2 separate regions of the Mus musculus genome follow, and region 2 is linked to region 1. The links are chromatin contacts, found by Hi-C or POLR2A ChIA-PET in ENCODE. All regions are on one chromosome and are shown on one strand. The core of a region is the stretch at or near the end of the contact, and the rest is flanking DNA. Distances in the headings are between cores, read along the strand shown. Region 1 has its middle 23 kb from the start of Tef. Region 2 holds the start of Aco2 (aconitase 2, mitochondrial).

Region 1 (3,778 bases), core at 567-3,066:
TGTTCCCTGCGCGTGACTACACAGCCCCCTCGGCGCCCGCCGTGCTGGCCTCCGTGTCCAGGGCCTGAAGAGGGAGGAGCATGAGTAGGGATTTAGGGAGGGAGGAGGGTAGCTGGGATGCTAGGACAGAGGAGTGGAGTCGGTGTTTCAGGAGTACCTGCGCATGAGGTCCTCGGCCTCAGCTCCACGCCCCACCCCCACTCCCTGCCAGGCCACAGTTCGATTCCTGCGGCCTCCTTGCGATGAGGATGAGATCCGCCTTGAGGATATTTATCTGGGCCCTGCAGCCTAGAGCCGGTTCTGCGGGTGCCAGGGCTGGCACAGACCCTCACTCCTGGAAAAGAAGGAAGTGGGGGTGGGGGTGGGGTGGGGCAAGACCGTGGCGGATTACAGACTGCATTTTCTCTCTTGATCAGGGCATCGTCCTCTACTTCTGTGCTGCCCCAGGGAGGCGCCCCTAAAGCAGGGTTGCAGTCACTGCAAGGCTGCTCAACACTGCTGGATCCAGGTTTCCACAACAGTCACCCCCCACCCCACCCCGAAACCTCAGCGCGCGCACTTATACACGGGTCACCTTAGCAAAAGCTGAGGTTCTGGGTTCTCAGAGTTTGGTTTGATTTTGCTTTGTTTTCTAACAGTCAGTCGTTAGACATCCCAGGCTGGCCACTGAACCCACGAGAGTCTGTTTACCTCCAAAGTGTCTCTCTCCAAACTGTCTCTTTATAAACTCTCCCCAGAGTTTATAAAGTTTGGGAACCAAGTCAGGTAGGAGGGGCAGGCCGGGGATTGAGGCTGCATTGATTTTATGAGGTGGGTGGAAAGTCGGGGCAGAGAGCATGTGATAGATAGATGGAGGACAGATGGGGCCAGGAACAGCCAGTCTTGACCTTTCAGTCCCCAGCCCTTTAATGCTTACTACTAGATACAGCCAACCCCAGCCTGGACCTGGACCTTGCCCCCATTTATCAGGTTTGGAGAGGACATGAGACTCGAACAAAGCCCGTTCCAGAATGCGGCGGACTCAAGACCCAATTTAATTCCTTTATCCTGGCATTGGTTAGACATTGACACCAGGATTGGAGAGATGAATAAAAATGAGGGTACAGCTATTAAGAAAAGGTTGGCCCAGGAAGAGAAAAACCATAGCAATAATCACTGCCATTATCATGACTGTGGTCTGACGGCGCAGTGGTGGCTCAGGGCTAAAGCCTGCTAGAAGGTTCCTGGGCAGAGACAGGTGAGGTCAAGCCACACAGCAGAGGCAGTACAAGTAACTGTTCAGAGGCCTGAATCAGCAATCACTTCAGAGATCTGGGAGCTCCTGGTGAGGCTGAGGCTTATGGGTGCAGATTCAAGAGAGAGGAGGCTGCCCTGAGGAGAATCTTGGTCAGATGATGGGCTGGACTTTGTTCAGAGCACAGCAGGGGCAGGAGGGGAAGAGGGAGAGGTGAACTCCAGCCTCTTTCTCACCCCTAAGGTCCATCTTGGCGATAGAGCTGGTTCCTTTCTCACTAGCTACTGAACTAGGAAGGCCAGATCCCATCCTAGCCATCCGTGATGTGCTTGGGGGTCTGGCTTGGAGCAGGCCACTCTGTCCACCCTGGGTCTTGGTGTCATCTATAACATTGACAGCGCTACTCCCGACCTAGCCGCTCCTGCTGCTGGGAGTGAGGAGCAGGGACGGGGGACGGGGGGGGGGGGTTGGGGGGGTTGGGGGGGGTGTGTGGCTCTGATAGCCCATCAGTCACATCAAAGGCTGAATGAGCATCTGCTCTGGGAGTCTGCCTCAGCCCTCCACTGAGGGGAGGGAGGCTCTCTGCCAACTAATGCTCCTCTCACCCATGCCCAGCAGACTTCCAGGATCACAAATGCTAAGCCAGACTCGCTAGCTTGTGTCCAGGGACTCCCATCTCTCTCCAAGTGGGGTCTCAGGCACAATCTCCCTGGTCCCCATTTTTTTTTTCAGATGCAGTTCGGAATCTCTTGAGGAATGTGACTGGTGACCCCTTTTGACCCTAGACAGGTGATGTCTGCAAACACAGCTTCCAGGCACAGAAAGGGGTAGCTCAGAAGCCCCTCAGCTCCTCCCCCTGCCATGTCCCCTCTCTGCTATTTCCAGCCTCTGCCAGGGACATCCTGTGCCCCTGTGATGTCACTAGGCCCTAGGAGACCAGGCTCTAGCTGACAGGATGTATTTTTAAACTCTCAGACCTTGGCCAGCTCCCCACCCTCCCCTCAGCTTACCCCACCTCACACTCCCTGTCCTGTTCCCAACATCTCAAATTAGTACGTAGGCTTGGCAGGCACCCTTCAGGCTCCTGAGAGGCCATGGGGAAGCCAGGCCAGTGCTCAGTGTTTGTAGTCACAAAATCCAGGCCTGCCCAGGTAAACAGATGGGTCTCATGAGAAGGAGCTGCTTGAGTCTCCAGGAGGAACCTAAAACCCAGAGAGTAGAGGGGAATCCGAGATCCCAAGGCCAGGGCTGACAGTCATCAGGGAGGCTCTCTTGGAGCAGCTACCCAAGCTGACTTTGGTTTTCTTTTTGTTTTTTTTAAAGATAAGGACCTAGCTGTGTAGACCAGGCTGGCCTCCAACTCACAGACATCCACTTGCCTCTGCCTCCTGAGTGCTGGGATCAAAGGTTTGATCCACCATTGCCTCTTAACAGTTCAATTTAGAGCAGCAAGAAGGTAAGGCATAGACTCTGGACCTAGACAGACCTCAGTGTGAATCCTGCCCATGGCATTTCTCAGCTGGACTGCTCTGTGCCACTGTTACTTGCACAGTGGAGTTACCAAAATGTAGTTCCAGAGGGGCTGGGAAAGACTGCTTGGGAACACACCCGAGAAACACCAAGCTTATGTCCTGACAACTAGGAGTGTTTGGACAGCGCCAGCTTCTTTGTCTCTCTGTAAACACTGCTGGGAAACTTTAACAGTCCAGTTGTGGATCCTGGGACTCCAACCTGGTCCTTGTCCCCAAGGCTTAGAAGTCTAGAGGTTATGGGGATATGAAGGAGAGTACAATGCTGACAGGGCCTCCAGGAGACATCTGGGGTCAGGGGAGTAGCCTTGACACTTCGTGCGAAGGATGAGGGCCTCAGGCTCTACATACCCCTGAGGACTCACTTCTGGCAAATGGTTCAGGATGCTCTGAGAACTACAGAGCCCTATATATGCTTAGAGTCCCCAAAACTCTGGGAACCTTTCTACCTCCTGCTAACAGCCCACTCCCTTTCATCTCCCCAAGGGACATATTATCCCTTGAACCAAAAGAGCAGGCATATTTATTTCCTAGCAGATGGGCAGAAGCCCAAAAGAGAAGGATCCTAGGCCCCTTCTCTAGCTCCACACTGCAGTGTGTCAGCAAGAAGGTCCCCAGGGCTGGGGTTTAAAGCCAACTCCCTGTGTGAATCCTTGGGATCCTGATTTTTCTCTTTTAAAAATAAGGTGTTTATTGTTTTTAATTATGTATGTGCCTATGTATGTGGAGGTAAACACAAGAAAATGTCCACAGAGACCTCAGATGTCCGAGCTCTCCCAGTTGATGTGGATGCTGGGAACCGAATTCAAATCCTCTGCAAGAGCAGTTTGTGCTTTTAACCACGGAATTCTCAGTGTTCTCATCTGTAAAGTGGGTAGAAAATACTTCAAAAGGGGGTTGGGTGTGTAGCTCAGTGGTAGAACACATACCTATCATGTTTACTGCCTTGAGTTCAGTTACACACACACACACACACACACACATGGCTTAAAGGATTATTCTGAGAATGAAACAG
Region 2 (3,778 bases), core at 523-3,022, 38 kb before region 1:
TGAACACATGAGGAGACTCTGATTTTAATCCTGACTACAGCAGTCATCCAAGCTCTCAAGGTCTTAGATTCTCCACATTTAAAAGAAGTTAAACTACATCATTGTAAACACATTCTAATTCCTCATAATTAAATGCTCAATAAGCCTTGTTTAATGAAAACAATCCACAACTGATAGAAAAAGAACTTAGAAAGTTATGGGTACAAGGTCATGGATCATGGAAGGACACGAACTATAGCCCAGATCTCTTTCTACACCATTCTAACACTCACTTTCTAAGGTCCAAATGTGACATAATTCTTTTCTTACAAACTCAAAGGTCATGTATCCTATTAAATAGTCTTTGCCTGACTCCACTAAATCATAGGACAGTGGGGTCAGGACAGAACTCATCGTACTGTCTAAAGAATCAAAAGAACCAGAGATAATTTAGCTGCAAATCCCTTTCATTGGCCAAAAGTTAAATGATTTGTTCAGATAAATGAGTTTGATTTTGCAGTTTGATTTTAAGTAATTTGATAAAGAAAACTTCAAATGATAATGCCTCCTGGGAGTAAGGCACATAATTTTTAAAAATTATTAATTCTATGTTCCAAGTTGATCCAAAACAAATTCACAAAAGTAATCATGAAAGGTTGCCAGAAAATGTCTACAGTTATTTTATGGATTTCTTTTTATGAACAAAATACATTCTTTACAGTAAACATTATACGTTTCTAGGGCTGTAAGGTTAGTAGTGGGAAACCATCTGACAGGCATAGTCAATTTTCTAGACGTCTCATAACAGTCAAGGTCAAACTGTTCACTCTTCTCATCTTTCCACCTAGTATCTGGAAAGCAACTATCGGTGACTTCAAAATATTTGATTCTGTATTCTGACAAATACAAACGATCACACCCTGATTCAGAAAGTTCTGTGATATTAGCTGCCATGAACAACAAGAAGAGAGGGTCTGCAGGGTCACTGCTCAGGCTATGATCCTTTAGTGACACCATGAAAGCCACTACTTTGTCTATATCTTCCAGTTTTTCCACCTACCAAGTTGGGGGAAAAATTATCTCACATCTATGTCGTCAGATAAAACATCTGTAACATTAGTAAACAGCCTTGACATCTGCTGCAAAGGTGAGAAAGCACTCTTATCGTGACTATTTATTATGGTGGGGCCCAGAATAGTCCTTCTTGTGTCTATGACCCCGAGTCTCCTCAAAGGGTAGTAGTGGATATAGCTTCTGCAAACTCCATGCCCGGCAACCACGGATAAATGAGGCGACGAGTCTCTGCTACTGGTGGGAAGTGAAGGCTTCAAGCACCCGGCTTTAGAGGAACCCACAACCACCGCGCCCCCCAATCACCTTGTCATCACCTTGAGGAACAGAAAACCACCCTGGGGGAGCATGGATTCCACCCTCAGAAAAAAAGGAGTGCCTCCACCCTGGACCAGGCTGCCGCTGCTTAAACCCAAGCTTGCCGGCGGGCGGGGATGGGAACTGCGAACAGCCTGTGCCAGGGACGCCTTGACCTAGGACAACGCAGGAACCCACAAGGGCGCTGGGCCTGCAACCGCGACAGGTGCACGGAACGTCAGCCGCGAATCGAGCCCGCCTCGCCTGGCCTCGCCTACAGCCGCGGGCAAGGCAGGAGGCTCCCCGCCCCCGTAAACCCACGTCTCTGGGCTCGCTTACCTGCAGCCGGGTGACCAGGAGGCTGTAAGGCGCCATTTTGTGCACTGACAAAGATGAGGTCGCATGAAAGTGACGTGACAAATGGCGCCCTTAAAAAAGCATCGAAGGGGGCGGGGCTTACAGAGAGACGAGTCAACCGCGAGGGTGGGGCCTCCTCCCGCAGCCAAGAGTGCAGATAGCACAGTGGGCGGGGCTTACATGACGGAAACCCGGCGTGGAAAGCAAAGATGCGGGGAAACTGCCAACTCGGCGTTCGGCGCAACCTTGTCACCTTTGCCCTTGGGTGTGGAAGCTGGAGGGGAGGCAGGAGTTCAAGGTCATCCAGGAAAGAGAATATCCCCAAATCAACATACTTGGCGGAAGCATGCAAGAAGCCCTGGCGTCAATCCCCAACACAGAATGCAACATATGTAGAATTTTTACCCAAGAACAAACTTCAGTTTATGAGTTCAAATCTGGAAGTAAAGAGAATTTTATTCAAAAACCTTTGGTGCACCTGCAAGGACCTAGCGAGGAAACTCTCGCGAGATCTAGCCGGTTTTGGTGCCCCCCCCCACCCCCCGAGGCTAAAGGCTGACGGACAGCTTAATGGCCAATCACGGAGGAACGGAAGTAAGCACGCCGTAGGTTAAAGGTCGGGCGGAAGTTCCCTAAGCTTCCGGCCGCCGGCTTGGAAAAAGAGTTATGGCTAAACATCATCCAGATTTGATTTTCTGCCGCAAGCAGGCTGGTGTGGGTGAGTTGGGGACGTGCTCCCTTTTGGTTGAGTGGGATGGGATTAGAAAGTGGGGGACTAGGGACTTCAGCCTCCTCTTTAGGGCTCTGGTTTGCCGTGTCCACGTTTCGCGCCTTACGGTGCCTGGGTATTCTAGCAGCGCTCACCGGCTTGTGGCATCTTAGAAGAGGGCAGCAGCGCGCATCCGGGAGTCTAAGGCTGGCGGGATCCTCTGTGCCAGGTCTGGAGAAGCCGGTCTAGAATACTTTGAATTTTGGGGGGTTCCAGACATTTTTTTTATTTTTGACATGGCCTTTGGTGTAAAGCAAAATTTAGGGTCGTGGGCCGGGAACTCTTGTCTGTAATCCCAGCACCTGGGAGGCAGAAGGCTGGAAGATTGCTGCGAGTTCGAGCCTGGCTAGAGCTTAAAAGCTAACTCAAGCTACACAGTGGGATTCTATCACAAAAAAGTAGGGGGTGGGGGACAGTGGAGAGGGAGGAAAGGAGAATGTGACCACGATCCTGTACGGTTGACTGTAATCATTGCTACCTTCGCCATCCTCTATACTCAGTTTGACGAAAAACTTTGCTTGCTACCTCACAACCTTAATTTTAACGATGTTTTACTATCTTTGACCTTGCAGCTATCGGAAGACTGTGTGAAAAATGTAAGCCGAACACGCCCTCTCAGGCCTTGACACCTTTACTCTTTGAAGAGTCGTCAATTCCAGTGGAACAGCAAAGAAGTCTTTTTTTGGGGGGGGGGGTGTTTTAAGACAGGGTTTCTCTGTATAGCCCTGGCTGTCCAGGAACTCACTCTGTAGACCAGGCTGGAACTCAGAAATCCGCCTGTCTCTTCTTCCCAAGTGCTGGGACTAAAGACGTATGCCAACACTGCCTGGCTAGTAAAGAAGTCTTAAATAGATAAACCAGCCTGCAGAGGATACTAAATACCTGGCTGCCACCAAAGACTGCCCCACCATCCTCCCACTTAAGCATGCAATTTTTAATACTTCATATTTAGGTTTTGAAAAAAAATGTCTACTTTTGGACAGTAAGATTTGTCAAGAGTAGTGGGGACCTTCCCAGCCCAATGACATTTGTCAATTTGTTGACAGTAACTACATAGACTTAAAAGCTCCCAGACACTAATACAAACTCTTTCCATGAACTACTAAACTGAGACGGGTACAGGATAAGGCTTATGCTGTCAAGGTAGAAGAAGGTCCTAAGGTCACTGTCAGAAGGAGACTAGTGATTTCCCGCATAGGGCAGAGGAGAGATCTTAGGGGAGTAATCGCTATTGGCTATAACTCAGTTCTCCTCTCTCTACAGGTGACGGCAAGTGTGTGATCTGTGATTCCTACGTGCGTCCCT

The links. Hi-C counts contacts between places; a loop is a spot of excess contacts on that map. ChIA-PET counts read pairs that join two places held with the same protein, here RNA polymerase II (POLR2A).
Region 2: a map of gastrocnemius shows a loop between it and region 1 (2.8-fold over the local background). The contact joins the promoter of Aco2 here to the enhancer-like site in region 1. A Hi-C loop is called at or near these places in 4 of 37 maps with a recorded cell type or tissue (gastrocnemius and heart). POLR2A ChIA-PET finds 5 or more read pairs at or near these places in 4 of 5 experiments (Patski and embryonic stem cell).

What each region holds. Positions count from the first base shown.
Region 1 is chr15:81,832,821-81,836,598 of GRCm38, reverse strand. No RefSeq gene overlaps it. Among named protein-coding and RNA genes, the nearest start is that of Tef, 23 kb to the right of the region's middle. Within about 2 kb of position 1,816, at least 2 of the 3 ENCODE cell types and tissues checked have a DNase peak (open chromatin) inside an H3K27ac peak, as active enhancers do; they include gastrocnemius and heart, where a contact is called at or near this core.
Region 2 is chr15:81,870,457-81,874,234 of GRCm38, reverse strand. Aco2 (aconitase 2, mitochondrial) reads right to left here and starts at 1,772. Exons shown (of 18, transcript NM_080633.2): 1 at 1,687-1,772. The coding sequence starts at 1,722. Phf5a (PHD finger protein 5A) reads left to right here and starts at 2,343. Exons shown (of 4, transcript NM_026737.3): 1 at 2,343-2,422; 2 at 3,046-3,069; 3 at 3,737-3,778. The coding sequence starts at 2,371.